Regions from separate parts of the Mus musculus genome. Here region 1 is linked to region 2. Evidence: chromatin loops called from intact Hi-C (ENCODE). Cell type or tissue: left cerebral cortex. All regions are shown on one strand. Links, peaks and the distances in the headings refer to the core of each region. The heading gives the core; the rest is flanking DNA.

Region 1 (11,748 bases), core at 1,839-9,838, 190 kb after region 2:
ATGAGTCAGTGTTAACAGGCAACACAGTGATGGAGTGGCTTGGATCTGCTTTCCCTTTCCCTTTCCCGTTTTAGGATATCGGTCTTTTTCATTGTGGTATTTAGGGAGTAGGTTCTTTATTCAAATTGTTCTATGAAGAAGTGACATTATATAAGCTGTAAAGTTCATACTGGTGACAAGGACAGAAGAGAAACTGTGCTCTAGAAGATTCTCACGTAAGCATCAGTGAGGCACAAGCACTAAACCAGTCATCTCATGGTCCTCCTCCAGTCTGGCCTCTCCAGGAACTGGTCTCATCCTTGTGCCTCCCAGACTGCAGCTGACTTGCTCTCCCTGTTCTGGATGTTCAGAGCAGGGCTGTAGCTTGTGTACTTTATACTGAGAGCCTCAACTGGCTGCTTGTGTGGTAATCATCTGGGGTCTGTTGGTTCAGATAGTCATCAGGATTTTTTCTGCTGGTTAATTACTGAATATCTCTATAGACAGAGCTCTCGGGAGGCAGGTCATCAACCTCGCCTATATTATCAAAGGAGTAGATAGGGTGGACGTTTGGTACATTGAAAATATGGTTACACTCATTTTCCTTAGGGGAAATGGCCCACAGCAGGCAGCTGTAGGACAAGACAAGAAATGAATGGACTATAGAAAGATGAGGGGACTTGAACAGAGCGGTGCTGCTGGGTCCTATTCATTGTCATGACTGGGTTTCTTTGTTGTTCTTGCTTCTTTTTGCTTTTTAATGACATGATCTTGTATTATACAGGCTAACTGTGAACTTGCCATCCTTCTGCCTCAGCTCTCAAATGTTGAGGTTATCAGTGTATACCACCAACCCCAGTTTTATCCGTTGATGCTAACGTTGACTAATATAAGACACAATAAATATGTTCTTTCTAGAAAATCTGTAAGGTTAAAGGTCAGAAAGTCATATGAAACCAAATCTTTGTGTTATATGTATAATTTTCCAGACTTCTATGGCAGGAAATAATAAATAGGCATGAAAACTATCATAATAAATTGGGCCTAACTATGCTTATAGTACAGCCATACAAATTATCAATGTAGTATTTCAGTCTTCTTAGATTTTATCTTTTAGAGCCCCTTTAAAAAAATAATAATACTGACTTTTCCATGAACTGATACTGGCTTCCTAGCCTCTCCTTCCATACTGGGCCACAATGGAAATTTTGACAGCATGGTGGACTGATGCAGGGCTTTGGGCTTGCTGTTTGTTCTCCAATTTTTGGAAAAGAGATAGTAAAACAATAAATAATACTTCATGTGTGACATAAGGAAAATTTGCCTTCTTCTTTTCTATAGCTCTACATTTGTTGCCAACATGATCATCCTACAGACATGATGCATCCTGCAGATGATGCATCACTAAGTCCTTGGATATGGCAAAACATTGACATAGAGTTCTCGAGGCTGAGCAATTCATGAGCAGGACTGCCGCAACGAAGCTGAAAAGAGTAGATGTGCAGAACTTGGCTACAAAGGATGATATTTCAAAATATATGCTTAAGAAAAAGAATGACATTTAACCCTTGAAATGCAATCTTGGTATTGTTGAATATAGTCCTCACTTGGATAAAGACTTTCACCACACTGAAAATGTTCCTGTTGGCTGTATCCAGGAAGAAGAGTCCTTTGAATTTCAACCAAGATTGAAATACTCACCCTAAGTACTATTTGTTCTCATGCTCTACCTGGGAATTACATAGTCCTTGAGATTTGATACATAGAGTTAGAGCTTTGTCTCATTTTTATTACTTCTTTGCAATTCTCATACAGTGTGTTTTATTCATATTTCAATTTACAGAACTGGGTTTGGTTCCACACATTTTCTTACATTATATAAGACCTGGGTCATTTAGTCCACATGGCAGCTGTTATAATAAATAGTTAATGATTATGAACATCTCACTAAAAGAGCTAGTATTTCCCCCAAATCTACTGTGTAGCCTAGGGTAATCTTCAATGATAACAGGTAAGGGGAGAGGCATGAGTCCCTAGAGAAGGGATATTTCAGATCATAGACTACAAATTAGTTCCACAGAAAAAAGGGGGGCATACTCAAATCATTTTATTAACCCAGAACACATTGTGCCTGAGAAAAGGTGTGTCTGAGAAAGTGGAAAAACCCACACTACATGGACAGATGGAAATGGAACAGTGAATAACAAAGAGGAAAGAGAAGAGCTGCAAGGCAATCCAAGTTGCATTAAACTGTATTCAGTGTGGAGAAGCCAAAAAGATGAAGAAGCAATTGTGTAAGAAATCAAAGAAAGGCTTTGGGGACAAGAGCCATTCTGCTGTGAATGAAGATACCAGAGGTCAGACTCCAGGGCAGAGTCGGTGAAAGCTCTGTTCTCTCCTACAAGGCTTTAAACTGCTCAGGAAAAACCTATGATACAATGTATAAATAATTTTCATTCTGGTCCAGTATATCCACATGTCTTCCTGCACAAGTATATTTAACTGAAATAAGAATTTTACAAGTAAGATATCCTGTACCATCAGAGGCTAAGCATAACACTTGCCACACCATTTTGTTCATTAAATAGAAGCACTAGCTACTAACTTCTCAGTCACTTTCACAGTCTATGAATGAGGTACAATGCAGCTGGAACCCTCTAAAAATTAATCTATTGGGTACGTTCCATGGGGAAAATAAACATATAAATGCAAATAAGTTGTATTTATTCTTAACATTCACCCAACCAGGTAGGCAGTCATGGTGGCATACTTGTAAACCCAGCACTGGAGAGACATGAAGATTTCCACTTCAAGGCCAGTCTAACATGCATAAAAATGACCTTGTCTCAAGGGCCAAGGGATCAATAGTAGAGCCCTGGTGTAGCATGGAGGAGATCTTCAGGTAACTCCCCAAAATGGGGTTGGGGAGACAAAAAAAATTAAAAATCATCAGCAACCGTCTGCCCTGCTCTGGCAACCACCCTCTGTCATTTCATTTAAGGAAAACTTTCCTGTCATCTACACAGAATTGTAGGTTAACCTGTCTAAAACTGAGCATATCTGAAACCCTAACACTCAATGGCTAGGACTAGAGGAAGCCAGCCTAGGCCAGGTAGCAAGACCCTGCCCTAGAGAGGAAGAAAGTTTATTAACCAAGCAGATTTCAAAACGTTGAGTCTCAGCATTCCAGAAGAGGTTTTAAAATTAAAAATGACTTCAAAGAGTTTATTTAAATAGATGGGTTACATGAAGTGATATTTATCATTTTTGAAACTAGAACTGACTAATGTATAGTATAAAGGTTTATCAAAAGTAACTCATGAAGAGGACATTTTTACAAATCTTTTCGGTGCTTGATAGATGCTGGATTTTCATATCTACTCTGCATTCTGTTGGCCATGATGCATTGCTTTATAGTCTCAGATCTAAAAACATTTTAGAAGAAGACATATCCCTGGTCTTCCTGGGCTATCAGGGATACTCCTCTTTGCCACTCTTTGCCAACACATCAAAACAGCACAAGATGCAATTTCATGATGGTGAATTACGCTGTAGAATCTGAAGCTTTCACCAGTGAATTTTCATACCCTTAAAACGTATCATGCTACTTTCATGCTGAATGGATCCTTTTGTCCAGGAATAGCACATACTTAGTGGTCACGTGGAACATGTGCTCACAGCCATTACATGCACTTGAGTCATTTGGAGCATGCATTCCCTGGCCATTTGGAAGACCTTGGTGTGCCGAGTTATTCAGATACTGCAAATGTGGAAATATTTCATTATACAGTATCAAAAGCCACGTCTGTCAATAACACCACTGATGTCATGAGGAACATCTTTCACTCCTGGGACATTGCCAGGCTCAGCACAACAGTGACAAGGTTTCAAAAAGAAAATTCAGGCTCAATTCATTCATGGAAAATTTCTCACTTCTAAATACATCTGAAACCATGAGCTTGTCATTCCTGTATCTCTTTGGGTAATACCAATCCATGAAAAATGAGAATGCAGTGTTGCAAATAGAAAGTGTCCCTCACAGGCTCACATATTGAATCCTTGGTTCCCATCAGAGCTACCATTAGGGGACAGAGGATGGTGGTGGTTGGGAGGTGAGGTTTTAACTGATAGGTCACTAGATGTGTGCCTTGAAGATAACAAACAGGTACACTGTCCCTTGCCTATCACTGATCTCTATCATGAAGTGGAAAGGCTACTTCTTTAGGGAAAACCTCTTGTAATGGATGTTTCCATGTACAAAATGCAAAAAGGCGTGGCTTGGCTTTTCAGTACAGTTTTCCAGGCTGGATAGATTCTTACAAAACATTATGCTCTTTAAGTTCCTTGTTGAACCAACTTGCAACTTTGATGTTTGGAAAAGAAAGACTAGATGGTGGCTTACCCATGCTGTAAAAGTTCATTCTTTGGCCAACAGTAATTATGCTTTTCTCTTGTAGCACTGCTTTCTTAGGATCAGCAATTCCTTAAGTAAATCGTTTGCTGTGTAGACGGAATTACCACCTTTGGGAGACTGTGGGATCATGCCCAGGAAATTCAACCACTTGCTGCTTCTTTCCATAGTTGATCAGTTATGAAAGAGTCAAAAGTAGAATTTTAAATAAATATATGTTTGTTAGTCTTTATGTCACCTATTCAGCCTCATGCCTGCCCTTATCCATCCAAATGCCTGGATGCACATAGGAGATTGTTACTAAGTGGTTGTCAAGTGAACAACGAGAAGAAAAGCCCCTGGGTTGATTCAGTCACAGACCTCCAGCATTCAGCATCTCTCTTATGTGTCAATGAATACGGGAGGGTAACAAAACGGCGTCTCAGAAAAGGCTATGTGATAACCTGTATGATGGCCTGTCTTGCCCCAGTACTTCTCCTTAGCTTCAGCCACACACTCTAGCCTCACCCAAGCCCTTCACTCAGGAACCCTGGGTGTGATTGGCAGGTGAACAGCTTCCTTCCTCTTACAACTCTTTCTGGATGCAACCAACCTGGATAAAATGGCTGTCACAGTCATGCTTCTCGGAAGCAACTTTTTCTCTCTACTTACAAAGCCTTAACCTGTGTGTGATGGCTCACTCCTGGAATCTCGGTACTTAGGAGACTGAGGCAAGAAGCAAGGAATGGGCGTCCTCCCAAGATGACACACAGGAGATCATCCCTGAACGAAACCTAACATGAGGCAGCAGAAGAAGAGTAGAATGGGAGCAGGTCCAGTTCTGTTCCCAGGAGTTACTGATGACATGAATCCACACTGTAACTCAGGGCAAAATGAAAGTGATTGTCCATTGACTAATGGAACTTTTCTATACACAGAGTGAGACCTCAGGAGTTGGTTATAGAGATAAGTAGGTGACAGGACATGGAGTACATGCCTGTAATCCCAGCCCTGGTTAAGCTGACACAGGAAAAGATCAAGAAAAGCCTGATCTATACTGTGAGCCAGGAGCCAGCCTGGACTACATAGTGAAACCCTGTCTCAAAACAGCAAAAATGAGGAAAGAGTCCTTTAAAGACTATAGCATGTGCCTCTTCCCAGGACAATAAGCAGAGGATGTCTCTGGCAGTCCTAAACTCCTTGCTATGGTAACACCTCTTTACCCTAGGAACTACAACCACAGGCCAGCTGAGAGCACATGTCCCAGTCTGAGAGGTTTGCTTTGACTCCCCAGATAGAAAACCTTAAGCCACTTGAGAATTCTACTAATTCTTTTCTTCTCTCAGCTCTTCTCAGACTCTCTGTGGCCACTGATCCCCATAAGAAAGTCTTCATGCTTTCCACACTAAATGGGGCTTTCCTGGATGCATTCAGTGCTGGAGAGGATAATGAAAGAGTTCCACCACACTGAAGAGTGTCCCAGTTCCTCTAGAGCGGTGACTCTTAACATTCCCCAAACTGCAGCCCTTTAATACAGTTCTTCATGTTGTCGTGACGCCAAATATAGATTGCTGCTGCCTTATAACTGTAATGTACAAACTATGTCATCCCATAAAACACGTTCAAATTTCAAAGGTTTTAACCTTTAAAACGTAGCATGAAGCGTCCTTGTGTGCATGCATTTGCAGGTGATAAACATCAGAGGTCTAACAGAGTTTGCCCCCTGATGTTAATACAGCAGGTCTGCTACTCTAACCACTGTCCTTGGGAAAGATATTCATCATTTTAGTCCCTTAACCTCAGCATCTGCAAGAGAAATGACAATTAATAGTATCCGCCTACTAGAGTTGTTATAAGGATTAAATGAGTTTACACCCTCCTACTTCCAGCCCCCTATATACCCACTAGAGAGCTTGGGAAAGGGCCAGGTAGAGAGAGTCACCACATCAGTGCTAGCTATAATTATTCTTTCCAAACTGTGCATTCTTTATTTAGCACCCCAAAGTCAATTTTTTTAAGGTCTGGGTGACAGCATTTCCTAACTATAGAAACAAGCCTTTGCTGAGTGCCAGCATATGACCAAATTCAATATATATATTATTGTTCTGCTCACTTCCCTGCATCCTTATCTTCTCCCTGCCTTCTTCCCTTCCTCCTGGCTACTTTCTTCCTTCTTTGTACCCCTCTTCTTCCCTTGCTTTCCTCTTCTTCACTCTGGTCTCTGAGGAGTATCTGCAGAACACTGACAGGTAAGACGGTATAGTATTCAAGTGGGGAATGTGGTACACATAATGGAGAAGTTTATCATTTTACAGTGTAGGAAGATATGCACACAAAAATTCAGATTTTAATTCAGAGCCAAAGTAAAGATACAGAGGAATCCCAGGAGAAGGAGCATCGAATTCTACCTGCAACTGTCAGGTGGACTTTTTCTGAGAAGGTAACATTATACTCGAGTCATTGAGAATCAATACAAGTTACAGATCAAGAATACTTTAAGTCATATTTTAGGGGGTAGATATATTGTTTTAAAAATTTAAATTTACACATCTCATAAAAATGCAATCCTTTTCCAGCCACAAAATATCTGTCAATCTTCAGAAAATGGTTCATCTAAAAATAAATTACTACGCCAGTCGACAATCTCAAAATGAAAATTGAAATAGTAGTTAAATGTTAAAGAATATATATCACAAATGCATACTAGAATAAATGCGAGGGGGAAATATAAAAAGATGTGTTATTTAAAAGTCTAGAGGTCATTTATAATATTAGAAAATATTGCCTATGGAATATGTGTGTAAATATACAAATGCTTTTTATTGCTCTGAAATACTTCCATCCCATTTGTGAGACATTGCTTTAGAAACAGTGGCTATGCAGATTAACAAAAAATAAAAGCTGCTTTTCAAAGAAATACACAGGGAACTTCACTTAAGAGCCAGAAATTCTCCAAATCCCCTTTCCCATACCTGTAGGCTTAAGCTGGCAAGTTAAATGTCAATTAGGTAACTCGATAATTATATTTATATTCCTTCACACATGTATTACCAGAAGAATAGTTAGTATTTAATGGTAGTCAGCACCATGGGGAGTGTGATTAACTGTACAGAATTTTTTAAAAGTTGGGCCACACCCTTTTTTCAGAAGGTTTCTCATAAATTCTACAAAAGAGCAATGAGTTGGGTGAGTTTCTTCTTCTCAGGCTCTATGGTAAATGATGACTGCCCCGTGAGATTAACTTGAATGGTCTGGCATGATCAAGTGTACCACTTTGGGGCTTTAAGCATTAGAAATAAAACAAACACTCAATGTGTTAGTCAAGGGCTTTTAACTTTGTTTTTAAGTGCTTTCAGCATGAGGTAGAGTGACTTTAAATCTAATTAGAACACTCTTTTAAAGAGTGTGTGCATGTGTGTGTGTGCATGCTCATACACATGTACAGACACACACACACGCGCGCGCACACACACACATACACACACACACACACACACACACACACACACACACACACACAAAGCTGTATTCAAGTATGCACATGCCTGTAGAAGTGAGTGTACCATGGCAGACCTCTAAAATCAGAGAACAACTTCCAGGAGTCAGTTCTCTCCTTCCCCTTCCCCACTGTGGGTTCCAGTGGGGAACAAATAACCACCCTTGGCATCAAGAGCCTGAACCATTTTGCAGGTCCCACATTTTTTAACTTGTCACCCTTTACCATGACTATGTGGTATTCATTGTCACAGTGTGGGGCCCAGACATATTTTAATGTACCTATGTACAAACTCAATGTGGGACTCTATGGTAACTGAAAATTCCAGCTCTTCTAATTCTTAATACTTGTTATTTATAAGAAAAAGTCACAAATTTAAGAAAAATTTAATTGACTTACAGTTGTAGCAAAGTGGCGCAGCTAAATTGTAATCACCTTGCCTATACAAGGGCTACGTTTTACAAAAGTGATCAAACAAGTAGTGCATATATGGATTTGGCCCCATGTCTCAGTTACTAGCTCTGGGGGGGGGGAGTCTGTGCCCTGGGAGATGAGTGCTCCCCCAGGTTCCAGGTACCCCAGGGAAGGACATTTCACTGTGAGGGTAGATTTTTCTGCTGGGATCTTAATTCTAGGGTCCCTGGTTTCCTACCTCTTACTTTTTTCCATCCTTTAAAGAGCAAAAGAGCTTTTCACAGTATCTTTGCAGAAGAAATCCCTTTGGGTCACTTCAAGAACTGGGTTAAGGGCATGTTATAAGCCAATCACTGGCAAAAAAGACCAGAATAGAATGCAATCTCCCCCCTCTACCCACACCATAGAGAAGTGCCTTCTTAAACCAGAGTGTACCCCAGAGAAATTTACAGTTTATTAAAACGGATTTCTGGGTCCCATGTCAGATGGTACAAGGTAGAGCCTATGAGACTGTGTTCTCACCAAACTCATAGATAAACAAAAATCCTTCTGAGCAAGTCTTAAGATGTGAGAAAGCTCAGACACATACATGAAAATGGGCATCTGCAACCCAGAGAGAGAGTGAAGGCTCAGCGGCTTAAGAGCACTTGCTGCTCTTTCAGAAGACCCATGTCCAACTCCCAGCACACATACAAGGTGGGTCACAACTGGCTCTAACTCCATTCCCAGGGATCTGGTGCCCTCTTCTGGCCTTTGGAAGCACCAGGAATACAAGTGAGGTAAAGCTATACATCCAGGCAAAACACCCATGCTCATAAAGAAGTTTATTTTAAATGGGCATATACTACAAAGGGTCAGAAGAGGTGAGGTTTAGATAACCAATCAAACCTCACCCTGTATCTCTTATTACTATTCTTAATTATGTTACATGTATGCTTACGTTGAATTGAGTATTGTTTTGTCTAAAGCTGACTCTGCACATATTTTAAGCTTGGCCTAAAGGTTTCTATAACCTTGCTTGATGTGTAAGCTGCTTACAACATGCTCATGGGACAGGTAGCAGGAGCTCAGCCAGTCACACATTATCAACTGCTGAAGCCATGTGGAATAACATAGGCACAAGCTACCATTGAATGTGGTCTAACTGCCTCCCTTCCATTCTTTGATCTAGCTATAAATGAAACCTGACCATGAGGTAGGGAGGAGCTGTCTGAACCATTTTGGATTAGTAGGTTGGCCAGTTCTAGAATCTCAAAGCCAATTGAGATCTTCAGATGTAGGTCCATTGGCATTGTATTTTATAACTCTTTTATAGCAAGGTAAAGGTGCAGTCCAGCTTCTTCTGGGTATTTTGGAAGTGTAACTTTTTTATATTACATCATCACACTGGGAGACATTTCTGTCGCTATTACTAAGGCACTTGAATTTAATAGTCTGGAAGTTTCCATCACTATTCAGCAATGGCACCCTTCACACATCAGTGAGCCAATTCAGGGGAGGCTGTAACACCTTCATGTGGAGTGTATATTATTTGACAAACTTTCAAAAGGAGAGAAAAAAACGGAGGTGGAGCTCAAAATTTCCCTAGCCCAACATGAACCCACTGCCAAGCTCTTTTACAAAACGCCCCAGACTAAAACTTCAACAGATGTTCCCTTATTTTCTCAGGGATTAATTTGAGAGTTAATTATCCATTTTAACTGATTAACATCAGTGGGAAAAAGACACTCGGTTCTGAACCAATTCCTTTCATTATATTATGGACCCTCGTTCATTTCTACGTCTAAGTACCAAAATCACTTTGATAATATGAAAAATAAAAGATCCAAGAATGAATTTTGTTGTCTGCTGGCAACATTTGAGCAAGGAATTTCCCTTCCAAGTCCTGCAGGCAGTTTGTACTTGCTCATGTGTGCTGGCAAGAAGACAGGCTAGGTGAAATGCATGGTCAGAAAGAAAGGTGACTCAATGCCACTTTGTCTTCCCCTGTTATACATCTCACTGTTAGCAACAAACACACCAAGCTACAACACAGAAGGTCTGAATTCTGCCAGCCAGCCACTTCCTGAACATTTCCCTCCCCTGACCTTGGGGATGTCTGGATGCGGTGTATGTGTGTTCATTTCTAACATTCCTTCCAAATGTAGCCTAAGGTTGACAAGTTCTCTCTCTGACCCACTGATCTTTGAGGATACTCTTAATAGCATTTAAATTAAAACAGAATAGCAAGGGGAGGGGAGACTTAATTGCAAAATGGGAGGGAACAGAAGGTGCCATAATCCTTTCCCTCAGTCAGAAGGGATTGTGAAATGATTCTGATGACAGCAATTTTGAAAGTGGATACAGCTTAATCGCGGAGGCTGATTGAGAGCCAGCTTTGAAGAATATTGTCTTTGTGTCACTGCACGGTTTATGGATAATATATCATAAACATTTTTCTCTTTTCGATTTAATTCCCCATCCCTTTTTTAGGAGTTATGTATGGTTAACACTGATTTTCACATGTAGCTCACAAAGGAAGATCCCAGATGTTTAGTTAGAAACAGAGGGAAATTTGAATCTCTGCTCCGTCACTTAGTAGGTATCAAGAAGAGGATTTATTTCACTCTCTATACACCAATAATTCTCAAACTATTGTCTGCTTCACAATTACCTGCAGGGATAGTGAATGGGGATTTGTTCATTTATTTTTAAATTTTTTAACAATTTTGTCAGGATTCGTTGATTATTGTTTCTGGTCCTGGAACCACACATCAAAAACTAGCAGCCTAAAAGAAGCTAAAAGAAGACTTCTTAAACTTTTCCACATGTAACTCCCATATCACCAGAGACATTTTTAGACAACCCCAGGCATATATCAGATATTTACTTTTAATAGCTCACAAAACATTCACTTAAAAACTCCTAATTCTATATAAAAACTTACCACTTATTAAAGATGAAAACAGTCTTCTATAAGAAGAAGATGGATGGACTTCCTTAGTTTTAAGTGAAGATGTACATTTTATCTGAATATTTGATACTACAGAACATAGCTCCCCTTCATTGGCTTTTGGGATTGACTGGCATTTTCAGGACTATGTACAAAATGACAGAAGTATATGTAGAGACATTTCAGAAATTGGGTCTTCAATTCTATTCCATTGATCAACCTGTCTGTCTCTGTACCAATACCATGCAGTTTTTATCACTATTGCTCTGTAGTAGCGCTTAAGGTCAGGGATGGTGATTCACCCAGCCATTCTTTTATTGTTAAGAATTATTTTCGCTATTCTGGGTTTTTTGCCTTTCCAGATGAATTTGAGAATTGCTCTTTCCATGTCTTTGAAGAATTGTGTTGGGATTTTGATGGGGATTGCATTGAATCTGTAGATTGCCTTTAGTAGGATGGCCAGTTTTACTATGTTAATTCTGTCAATCCATGATCATTGGAGACATCTCCATTTTCTGAGATCTTCTTTGATTTCTT
Region 2 (11,748 bases), core at 1,419-9,418:
AGACAGTGAACACTCAAGTTCTCCCCCCCCCCGCCACCTTTTTGCCATGGTGAAATCTAACTCAGCTCCTTGCACATGTTAGACAGCATGTTAGCATCACCAAGTCCCGGACCCCACACTCAGTGGTTACACTTCCTCCTCTTTATCCTAGAACGGCCCACATTTCCCTTCCCAAGGTGCTGACTGTTCTAATAACCTTTGAAAGCACATAATTAGTGGCAAAGGTATGTGTGTATGTATGTTTGTGTGTATTGGAGTTTCTGTTGCTAAAATATAATTTGTGTTAGAAACACCAGTTTTTTTTTTGTTTTTGTTTTTGTTTTTTTTTTTTTTTTTTTTTTTGTAAGTAGGTACATGAAATTTTGGGGAGGGGAAGATGTAGGACCAAGGAGAAATTTGCAAATTTCTGGATTAGTGGGAAGGATATTTTTTCTTATTTAGACGGCTTTAAATTTTCATTTGCTTTTCTGAAGAAAATGGCACTCATTTGAAGATGCCTGCTGTCGGGATTAAGAGAACACAGATTGTCATTCCTTTCTTTTTTCCTTAAAAAAAAAAGATAACAATTTGGACATGGAAGGGCTGGTGTAAATGAACTGGAGAAAACAAATTCAGGCCGCAATACTAACTGCTCCCCATGAAATCGGAGTCACACCGGCTCCATCCACACAGAGGGCTGCTGCTCCTGCTCAGCCTTCCCTGTCGAGGCTATGTTTCTTAGCCTAAGTGCATGTACGTGTTTCCAAATCTTTGATATGATTTCAGAAATAGTTGCAATGTTGTACAATGGAATCCCACGGACTCTTTCATCTCAGATCTTGAGTTCTGTTTAAGAACCTATGTACTCTTTTTGTGTGTGTTTAAGAGACTATCTATGGACACCTTTTCTGCTAGCAAACAGATCTTATTGTGGCTGTATATAGTAGGACTGGTCCAGGGGGTTGGCTTCCAAAGAGTATATTATAGCTAGGAGACCACCCTTCCCAATTGCTTAGACCCCAGGCTCTGCAGAATAACACTGATACTTAAGGCCAGTGTTTTCCTCTACCACCCTTCCTAGGAGTTAGCTGTTAACCGTCAGGGTCTTCTACCAACATAGCCCCAACCACTATTCATATTCTTGCCCTTTCAGAAGAAACAGGCTAGAAATCTGGGCATATCATCTTGAAAAGTTGCCAATTTGCAGGCTAGAGAGACAGGACTAATAACAGGGAAGTGGTTTTATTCTCACTCTACCCATGGCTCACATAAATAGCATCAGATATTACATAATAATAGGACACCGTATCTTGATATCTATTCAGGGATAGAACAAGCACACAAGATAAAAGAGCTGGGGAGAGAGAAAGAGAAAAAAAAAGAACAATTTCACTCATAAAGGCTCCTGATAGCCATGCTGTCAAAATATTTTTTCAATCCAAAAGAACAGATGTGAATAATAGAAGGGCTGTTCCTTTTCCACAGCACAAAAGAAAGATTAAAGTTTGGATTAACAGATCTTTAGGTTTTCTCCAACAGCTGAAGATATTAAGAATGAGACCGTGAGTCATGGGGAGAAAAGCCCCCTGGGACTTTTTGGCCATTAAGGATGGAGCACCTCATTATTTCTGTCCTCTTCAACCTGAATTGGCTCCCATGGATGCTGCAAAAACCGACAAAGCAAGGTTATAATGGGAATGCTGCTGAGTAAGTTGCATGGAGACACCAAAGTTGTGCCAGTAAATTTCAAATGAGCACTCGAAGCTGTGTGTCTAAATGGTACCTAACACATAGGAGTAAAAGAAACCTGAGATCTATGGAGTATTGTGTTTGCCAATTCAAGTCCAGGAGCAGTCATGGAGGTTTTCAGGAAATATTTATACCTGTCAGTTGCACATGTCACATTGCATCTTGTAACTCTTTCTCAGCAGCTCAGCATGGCTGGTGAAGTTTTCAGCCTCTCAGAGATGTGGCAGCTGGTAGGTACTGTCCTCAGCTGGGTAGGAAGCTGACTTCCAAGATACAGGGACCATGCAAGGGATTCAAACCTCAACTATTCAGAGGTGAGCCACCTTGTGAGGTCAAACTTCAGTCCATTGCACTGATAGAAAATAAAAGCTAGATGTGCACAGAGGCAGGCCTGGTGAGAGACTGAAACTTCTCAGTGGAGGTTACATGGATGTGGGAGCAATGATCAAGTGTTTTAATTCGGATGATGATTTGTTCTTAGCTCTCCAACAGCCAACTCGAGAGTCTTGCTTTCTCTTGTTGGTAAATTAAGGACAACTGTCACCTGGCATGGTCAGAGCAAAGAATGGGTGATATAACAGTCATAAAAAGCGCTTATTGCTAGAAACTGCTGACAGAATCCAATGTGCATTATAGATAAGGCTAGGCACCTGGAGGCACAGTTGGTCTTGTGGATTTTGCAGAAAGAAGATTCAGGACACGTGTATGTATCTTACACGTGGTTTAGTTGAATGACATACAGTGAACTAGAGAATGTTCTAACCTGCTGAGTTGTGCCAAAAATCAACAACTTTTAGGACAGTTTGTTGACTCTAAACTGGCCACTGAAATCTGGGTTGGTTCATAAACAAGAGCATGAGACAAATATAGATATGTGTGTTTTGCTACCTTTATTGTTTGTTTGTTTGTTTATATTTGTTTGTATAGGGGTATGTGTATGCTGTGGCATGTGTGGAGGTCAGAGGACAGTTTGGGAGAAATCAGATCTCTTATTTTGCCATGTAGGTCCTGAATATTGAACTCAGGTCATCAAGCTGGGTAGCCCATACTTTTACCCATTGAGCCATCTTATGCCGAGCCACTGTGTGTGCCTTTTAAATTCCCTTCCTATGAATGCAAGGGAGCTTGTGGGAATGAAGGAGAAAGCATGATTAATTCACTTATCTGCTCAGAATGTGTTCTGTAAGTGTGCCAACAGTGGTCAGGGCCTGAATAAGGACCACTGAGGCAGTCTGTCCATTAAGGGACAGTCACCAACCTTTGTCCACCATTTCAATATCAAGTGCGCTTGCGGTCACCTTGTAAGTTGGGGTTCTCTCCATTTTATGAGAGAGGAACTGCTAGCTCTGCTTTGAAGTCATTCACATGAACACCTAGAAGTCATGAACAACTGTCTCAGCACTGGAGTGGGCAGTGGCAAGAGAAGAAGTCCTCCACATCCTTCTGAGGATTTGCAGAGAAATCACCATGTCCAGCTGTGACAAGCTCACAACTCCTAACCCCACCTCCACAGACTCCTCCTCCTCCTCCTCCTCCTCCTGCTGAGGAAGGCAACCCTATCACCAGCGTTTGCATAGATAAGGAGGAGTGCAAATAGTTTCTGTTCATGGAAAATTAGAATTGTCCTTCCCTACTGAATGTTCAAGTTCTTTGCCTGGGGTATAGTTCAGTGGTACAACACTTGCCTAATGCATGCTCTGCCCCAGCTAAGCACAGCTAGTAATGAAAAAAGAAAAAAGAAAAAACGTTAAAAGTTCTCAAAATTAGCCATTCAGGACCAGAACAGCTCTGGTCTTTAATGGCTTCATCCTGTCAGAACCCACATCGCACTGTGTTAGTCAATGTGGTTCAGAGGCAGAGGAAGACATCTTACCACACCATGTCTGAGATTAGCTTGAGTCAAGTGAGGTTTCACACATGTGGTTGTTTATTTGGAGAAGATGTGGAACATCTGGGACCTTCTTGTATGAAGGATTCTGTGATCATATCTTCTTGTAACCACCATTAATTCAAGACTATCATTTCTGGTGACTGTGTCACCTCAGGTAACTTGACGGAAGGGTCTTGAGCGGTCTTGAACCAGAACCATCTAAGAAACCACTTCTGAACTCCTGCTTCTCAGAAAGTAACAACTAAGTCATGTTTGCTCCTTCACACTGCTGCGCTTTGGAGTGATTTTTTTTTTATGCAGCAGTAGATTGATGTCATGCTTACTCTAGCTCCAAAGGTTGACTCCAGCTTTTCTGATTTCCAAAAACCTTTCCTGAAGACACTGTGTCACATTTACATCAGAGAGCTTTTCTTTTTTTCTTTTTTCTTTTTTTTTGGGGGGGGGGTGTTTCGAGACAGGGTTTCTCTGTGTAGCCCTAGCAGTCCTGGAACTCACTCTGTAGACCAGGCTGGCCTCGAACTCAGAAATTCACCTGCCTCTGCCTCCCAAGTGCTGAGGTTAAAGGTGTGTGCCACTACGCCCAGCTCTTGCTTTTTTTTTTTTTTTTGGAGAACTTTTCTATACCACTTGACTCCCCACTTTCTCATCTTTTCTCAAAAGCATTATTACTGACTTGGGGCCAGGGGGTGGTGGGGGTGGGGTGATGGCTCAGTGTGTATCTTGGTGACTTTTCTTGTTGCTGAGATAAAAGGCTCAATAAAAGCAGTTTAAAGATGGAAGTGTTTACTCTGTCTCACAGTCAGTAAGCATAGCTCTCTATGGTGAGCAAGCCTGTGCAGCAGGGACTTGAAGTTGCTGGTTACATGGCCTTGGCATTCAAGAACAGGGAAGTGATGAACGATGCTGCTCAGGTCTGGTGAAGTGGTGCCTCTCACATGTTCACTAGCTCTGCCTCCATCCGGTCACGTAGTCAAGATGATCCCTCACAGGCATTACCAGGAATCAACCTAATCTAAATGACCTCTCATGGGCGGGCGTGCCTCTAGGTTTGCCCCCGAGGTGACTTCATATCCTGTCAAGCTGAAATTCAACACAAGTCACCACAGTGGGAAAAGCGCTTGCAGCACATGTGTGAGGACCCGAGTTTGGATCCCTGTACCCACATAAAAGCTGGGCATGGTGGCAGACGTCTGTAATCCAGTGTAGAAACAGGCAGATCTGAGAGGCTCACTGGATGTTTACTTTATCAAAAATAAAACAAAAAAAAAACCAAAACAACAACAACAAAAAAAAAGCAACTAGCAAGTTCCCCTAGAGACCCTTTCTCAAAATACACAAGGCAGAAGGAAATACAGGAAGGTGTCCGGTGTTGATCTCTAGCATTCACTCAGATATGCCTGGGAGAGCATACTGGCACACACAGGTGTGCATGCATAAATGCATCACACACACACACACACACACACACACTCATACACAGAATGAATGAATGAATGAATGAATGACTAAATACACAAAAGAATTATAGCTAAGGCAACTTTAGCTTCTAGTTACAGCACAATGACTATGTGCCAAGTAAATATCAAACTGTCACTGCTATCTGTATGCTCTCAGGGTCCTGGAAGGCAGTTATTATTATCTATATTTCAAATGGTGAGACTTGGAAGCTTTTAACAAAATTTCTTCAAAGAAGGGAGTTGGTAATGGAGCCAAACCTTTTTAGCTCTAGTTACATGAACCAAACAGTGTCCTATATAAAATAGTCACGGAGGCACTTCTTCTCTGCCAGTTTTAGTCTTTGCAAAGGGAAAGTAGAAAGGAAGATGAGCTATCATGTGGGATGCATGCATTGTGGGAGGGGTGGGAGGAGAAGTGAGACTTTTTATGCAGTGCATGATTTGAGCATTTAGCTCATGAGAAAATGTTACTCTCTCCTGCCTCATCTTACATGTCTATATTAAAGAAATAAAATAAATTCTCTTTGGGGTCTTCCTTTCCCTTCCCTCCTTTATTCCATTTCTTAACCCTCCCTCCCTTTCTCTTCTTCCTTCTCTTTGTTTCCTTCTTCCACTCCAACCTCCTTCTCCTCCATTTTGGAAGAGAGGTTTTAGTTAGTGTCTTACACAGGCATCCTCCTGCCTCAGCCTCCCAAGTTCTGAAGTCATGGGCATGCACGACCTCACCTGGCTGATTGTAGTCCAAAATCCAATACTGTCATATTTTATAGTAAAACTGTGGATATTGGTGTCAAATACAGATAAGTATAACTAAACCCTAAATCAAAATGAAGAAAAAAAATGATACAGAGGAAATTTCAATATGTTCTTTTAGAGTTTCTGTAGGAAAGTAGGAGAAAAATCTGTAACCTTCCAGATGGAAAACCTTTCTCACCTCCCCTCAGGCTTTCCTACCCAGCCCAAGAATTTCCACCTTCATTGTAATGAGTTTCAAAATTAATTCTGTATGCCAAACAGGCTTCCAACTCAGGCCCCATTGCTTCTGTTATTGACAAGGTCTCTGGTCTTGACATCTGATTTGCCATGGCTTCATATCCAGTCAGTTCCAAAGTGAATTCACTTTCCAGTTCTTGACAAAGCCCTTTGCCAATTGTGCATTTCCATCATTTTCCTTAATTACTCAGACTCAAAATTTCCACTAACTTGGTCCTACAGATGATAAGTTTAGTCTGATGATGTTTTTAAAAATATGTGCTGCACAGAATGTCAATGAAGGCAGCATGAAAAGCAGGCGTGACTTAACAAGCACTAGACCCAGAAAGTGTATGGCAATAAACTCTTGTCACTGCTTTGCAGTTAGAATTTGTTTAACTTGAATTCAGGAAGTACTCAGTGCCTGGTGTTTTTAGTTTGATTAGTAATGCGACATATATTTCTGCTTCTTGGCACTGTTAAAGAGTCTTTGCTGACTATCTAGCAGGCATTCAATAAACTAATTAATAACTAGTCACAATTGATTCACACTAGATCAGTGCTAGAAGAAAGTCTTAAAATGACCAGGCTTATTCATTAGTCATTGATCACTTTCTTTCATTGTGTTTCTGAGTGGCATTTCTAATACATGCTTCTCACTTCATAGAGCTTTGATTATTGGGAGAGTTTTCTTATCCTGTAAATTTCACATTGTCCATATGGAATCCACCTTGAAGAAAAAGGATAAATCCAAATCCCTAGCATCAAGATCCTGGCTGGGCTTGGAGGTGTGTGTGTGTGTGTGTGTGTGTGTGTGTGTGTGTGTGTGTGTGTGTGTGTGTGTGTGTGTATACTTGTTTTGTTGCCTCCTCATTCATCCACTTATCACAAATCAAATCCCACCACACAAAGCATTAGGTCCAGAGCTTCGCAGAGAACTTGAAAATAGATTTTCTTCAACATTTTAATTTTAATAAATACTTTTTAAAAAATTTGACTTAACTATGTGCTAACCTATCAATAGTAATTTTCAACACATTAGTGCTGGGAATATAGCTAAGTGATAAGGAGCATGCCTAGCATGGCAAGGCCCTGGGTCTAAGCCCCAGAACTGCAAAAACTAAAATAAAATAAAGTTCCAAGTATCATTAGCTATACAGGAAAAAAGCCAAATTCCACATTATCTTGAATACAACACAGTCTGATCTGCTGCTTCCGCTGTGAGCTGTTTCTGGGAATTGTCTGGAATCGTTGGCAAGTGAAGAGTCCATCTCCTTGATTAGACCTCAATTTGTTTTTTACCAGAATAAACACTAACACATTTAGAAAAGCTAACCTTATTTCATACAGACCTTAAGTATTAGAGGCAGATTATGTTTTCTAATTTGAATTAAAGATGACCTCATAGCTTTAAAAACTCATATATAAGTCCCATTAGATGTATTGTCTATGTCTCTAGTTTTTTGTTTGTTTGTTTGTTTGTTTTTTATTTTTTGCTTTGTTTTTCGAGACAGGGTTTCTCTGTATAGCCCTGACAGTCCTGGAACTCACTTTGTAGACCAGGCTGCCAAACTCAGAAATCCGCTTGCCTCTGCCTCCCGAGAGCTGGGATTAAAGGCGTGTGCCACCACGACCGACTATGTCTCTAGTTTTTAACTTACACACTATATCATCACATCACATGAGGCTGGCTTTAAATGTGGAGATGCTGAGCTGCCACCCTTGCTCATTGCTCACTGTGTTCTTGATTAAATAAATGGGACCAGATCAAAACAAGACCAGGCAGGCACAACTAAAGCAGCAATTTCCCCTGCCAGGGGAAAGCAGCTTTCCACCGATTGATGTTAGGTGTATAGTTTAATGAAGATATCAACAAGCAAATTTGTTAAGATACCTCAATGTGGGGTTATTAAAAATGAAGGCATTTTACATGTTTATAAATGTAGGTCATTCCAGAAAATATAATTGTTTAACTTGTAATTAAAAGTTATTTTTAATATATATTTATTATGATCATAGTATTATTTATTTTATTTATTGTGTCTTCGTACTGTGAATTATTGAATATAGGGCCATTTAATGTAATAGTAATACATATTATCCCTATGCTTTTTAAGACCTAGTGATTTTATTGTGGATCTTTATTTTTGCTTTGCTTCTTTATCATCCTCCTTTTTTAAAAAATATATATATATTTCTGAAACAGAATCTCATGAAGCCAGGAGTCACTGTGTAGCAGAGGATGACCTTGGGCATTTGGTTCTCCTATTTCCACTTCCCTAATCCTGAGGTTGCAGACATGTACCACCAGTCATGGCTTTTCAGTCTTGGGATACAACCTATGGCTTGCTAGGCACACACAGTACAGAGAGAACTACATTAATAGTCTATGTCATGATTTTCATTAGCTTTTCTAAGAGCTATAATTAGGGTGGACAAGGTGCCATACACTTTTAATCCTAGAAGTCTAGAGCAAAGGTAGATGGATGGATCTCTGTGAGTTTTGGGGCCAACCTGGGCTATACAAAAGGTACCAGGCCATCCTAGCTCCATGTATCCATTCTTTCAAAAAGAAAGATGCCTAGGAAGACAGCAAGACTCCAGATGATAAAAGTCAAATGTGCCCCACTCTGGTATTTATTTACTGCTTTTAATATTCTTCTTTTCATTCTTATTGTAAGTATGAAAAAGCCACAGCCATCCCATGACATAAACTTCTGAGAAGGGCTAAAACACTGTGCTCATCCCTAAAATTGAGTGTCATGTCTGTTGCAATCAGCACTAAGGTAGTTAAGGCAGAACTCTGTATCCCAGGCTTGATGCCATATAGATATCCCAGTGGCCACACTGCCCTTTCATCTTGTCACAAGCAGAAGAACTGGAATATTTTGGAGAAAGGCAATATATATGCTAGACATTCCCTGGTTGAAGACATGCCTTTAGAGATGTGGCAAGCATGGTGGCCAGACAAAGCTTACCATTACGTAAGTTTGGGTACATTCAAAAATGTTTAAAAACTTTAAGTGCATTCTCCCACCACCTCTCCACACAACTTCATCAGACTTGCATAGCCTGAACCTTACAGGTAAGCTTCCCTTCCTGTACCCATCTTCTCTGCTTGCTCAGTCCTCTGGGTAAGCCAAGTTACCTGAAAAGTCTGCTGTTCCCTCTGGACCTACTTTCTCCCTACACCTTTCTGCCTATTTTCATTAGACCTTCAGATCCTGAACCATACAAATTAGCTTGCTTGCCCTAACCATCTTCCCTGCATGCTCAGTCCTCTGGGGCACACAAAGCATCCTGCTAACCTAGACAGACCTCCATTTCCCCAAACCTCTTTGCTCTCCTTCAATGAATCTGTGGCTTCAGAACCGTACAGATCTACAGATCCTGAAACATAAAGCCCAAGGATATCGATCAGAGGCCTGCCACACCAGAACCATTGAGGCTAAACCTACTCCAAATACCTTTTATAACAGGAACATCCAGTTACCAAAACCATCCAGATGGCTAAAGGTCCTAGAAAAAACACAATCAATAAAAGTATGGGCAATATGACACCTTCAGAGCACAGCAACCCTACTACAGCAAGCCCTGGATACAGTAGCACAACCAAAGCATAAGAAAATGACCTTAAATCCAAACTTATAAAGATGTTAGAGGCCTTTAAAGAGGAAACAAATAAATCCCTTAAAGAAATACAGGAAAATACAATCAAGCAGATAGAGGTCTTTAAAGAGAAAGAAATAAGCCCCTTAGAATATACAGGAAAATACAGTTGAAGAGGTAAAGAAAATAAATAAAACTGGGAAAGACCTGAAAGGAAAGTATTTCAAGACAAACCCATATTCAAACAATATCTATCCACAAATCCAGCTTTACAGAAAACACTAGAAGGAAAACTCCAACCCAAGGAGGTAATTCCATACCAATGAAACAAGAAAACACACACACACACACACACACACACACACACACACACACACACACACATACACACACACACACATCCCACAAACATCAAAATAAAGCAAATAAAAATCAGTGGTCATTAACATTTCTCAATATCAATGGATTCAGTTCTCCAATAAAAAAGAAAAAAAGATAGGCTAACAGAATTGATGCAAAAACAGATGTCATCATTCTGCTCCATACAAGAAACACACCTCAGCAATGAAGATAGACACTACCTCAGGTATAGGGCTGGAAAAAAGTTTTTCAAGAAAACAGACCCAAGAAGCAAGCTGGAGTAGCCATCCTAATATCTAGTAAAATAAATTTCAACCAAAATTAATCAAAAGATATAGGGAAGAACCCTTTGTATTCATCAAAGGAAAAAAAATCTACCAAGAAGATACCTCAATTCTGAACATCTATGGCCCAAATGTGAAGGTTCCCACATCTGTAAAAGAAACGTTGCTAAATCATAAGTCACACATTGAACCACACACATTAGGAGTGGGAGACTTCAACACCCCACTCTCTCCAATTGACAGGTCATCTGGACAAAAACTAAACAGAAAAGTAATGAAACTAACACACATTACAAATCAAATGGACCTAACAGACATCTATAAAACATTCTACCCAAACACAAAAATCTACCTTCTTCTCAGCACCTGGTGGATCCTTCTCCAAAATTGACCATATAGGTGGTCACAAAACAAGCCGCAATAGATACAGGAAAATTGATATAATGCCTTGTATCATATCAGACCACTATGGCTTAACACTAGGCTTCAACAAAAATAGAAACAACAGAAAGCCTACACATTCATGGAAACTGAACAACTCCCTACTTAATGATCTCTAGGTCAGGGAAGAAATAAAGGGGAAAAAAGGACTTTCTAGAGTTCAATGAAAATGAAGGTACAACATACCAAGTTTATGGAACACAATTAAAGCAGTGCTAAGAAGAAAGTCATAGCACTAAGTACCTCTAAGAATTTAGAAAGTTCTCATACCAGCAATTTAAAAGTATACTTGAAAGATCTAGAAAAAGAAGCCAGCACACAAAAAAGGAGAAGATGTCAGAAAATAATCAAATTCAGGGCTGAAATAAATCAGGTAGAAGCAAAGAAATCAATACAAAGAATCAATAAAACCAAGAGAGGTTCTTTGAAAAATTCAACAAGATAGACAAATCCTCAGTCAAACTAACCAAAAGACAGAGAGACAGTATACAAATAAAGAAAATAAAAAATGAAAAGGAAGACATAACAACTGACACTGAGGAAATTCAAGGAATCAGTTAGTCTTACTTGAAAAGCCTTTACTCCACAAAATTGGAAAATCTTAATGAAATGAGCCCTGATCTTCATTTAATGTTGGTAAGTAGTATCTGTGTACAGTATTACACAGATACTACTTACCAACATTAAATGAAGATCAGGCAAACTATGTAAACATCCCTAAAGAAATAGAAGCAGTCATTAAAAGTCTCCCAATACCCCCCCCCCCCCAAAATGCTCAGGGTCAGATGGTTTTAGTGTAGTATTCTATCAGACTTTCAAAGAATAGCTAATACCAACACTCCTCAAACTATTTCACAAAATAGAAACAGAATGAACACTGCCAAACTCATTCTATAAAGCCAGTCACCATGATTCCTAAACTATACAGACTCAACAAGGAAATAGTACTTCAGACTGATTTCTTTTATTAACATTGATCCAAAAATACTCAATAAAATATTTGCAT

The links. Hi-C counts contacts between places; a loop is a spot of excess contacts. Peaks named below come from ENCODE experiments on the same cell type or tissue, not always from the same donor. Only the 100,000 strongest peaks of a DNase experiment are listed, where the experiment ranks them.
Region 1: it touches region 2 in a loop (9-fold over the local background); 2 of 42 quality-filtered maps call a loop at or near these places.

What each region holds. Positions count from the first base shown.
Region 1 is chr1:175,290,796-175,302,543 of GRCm38, forward strand. All of the region lies in intron 2 of Rgs7 (regulator of G protein signaling 7), which reads right to left. Among named protein-coding and RNA genes, the nearest start is that of Rgs7, 200 kb to the right of the region's middle. In left cerebral cortex, for the core only: a CTCF peak has its summit at 9,029 (motif pointing left); DNase peaks (open chromatin) are centred at 2,185, 5,139, 5,930, 6,318 and 1 more place; H3K27ac peaks cover 2,610 bases.
Region 2 is chr1:175,103,241-175,114,988 of GRCm38, forward strand. All of the region lies in intron 9 of Rgs7 (regulator of G protein signaling 7), which reads right to left. Among named protein-coding and RNA genes, the nearest start is that of Grem2, 190 kb to the left of the region's middle. In left cerebral cortex, for the core only: no CTCF peak of the experiment used is centred there; DNase peaks (open chromatin) are centred at 4,633, 5,433 and 6,217; H3K27ac peaks cover 2,453 bases.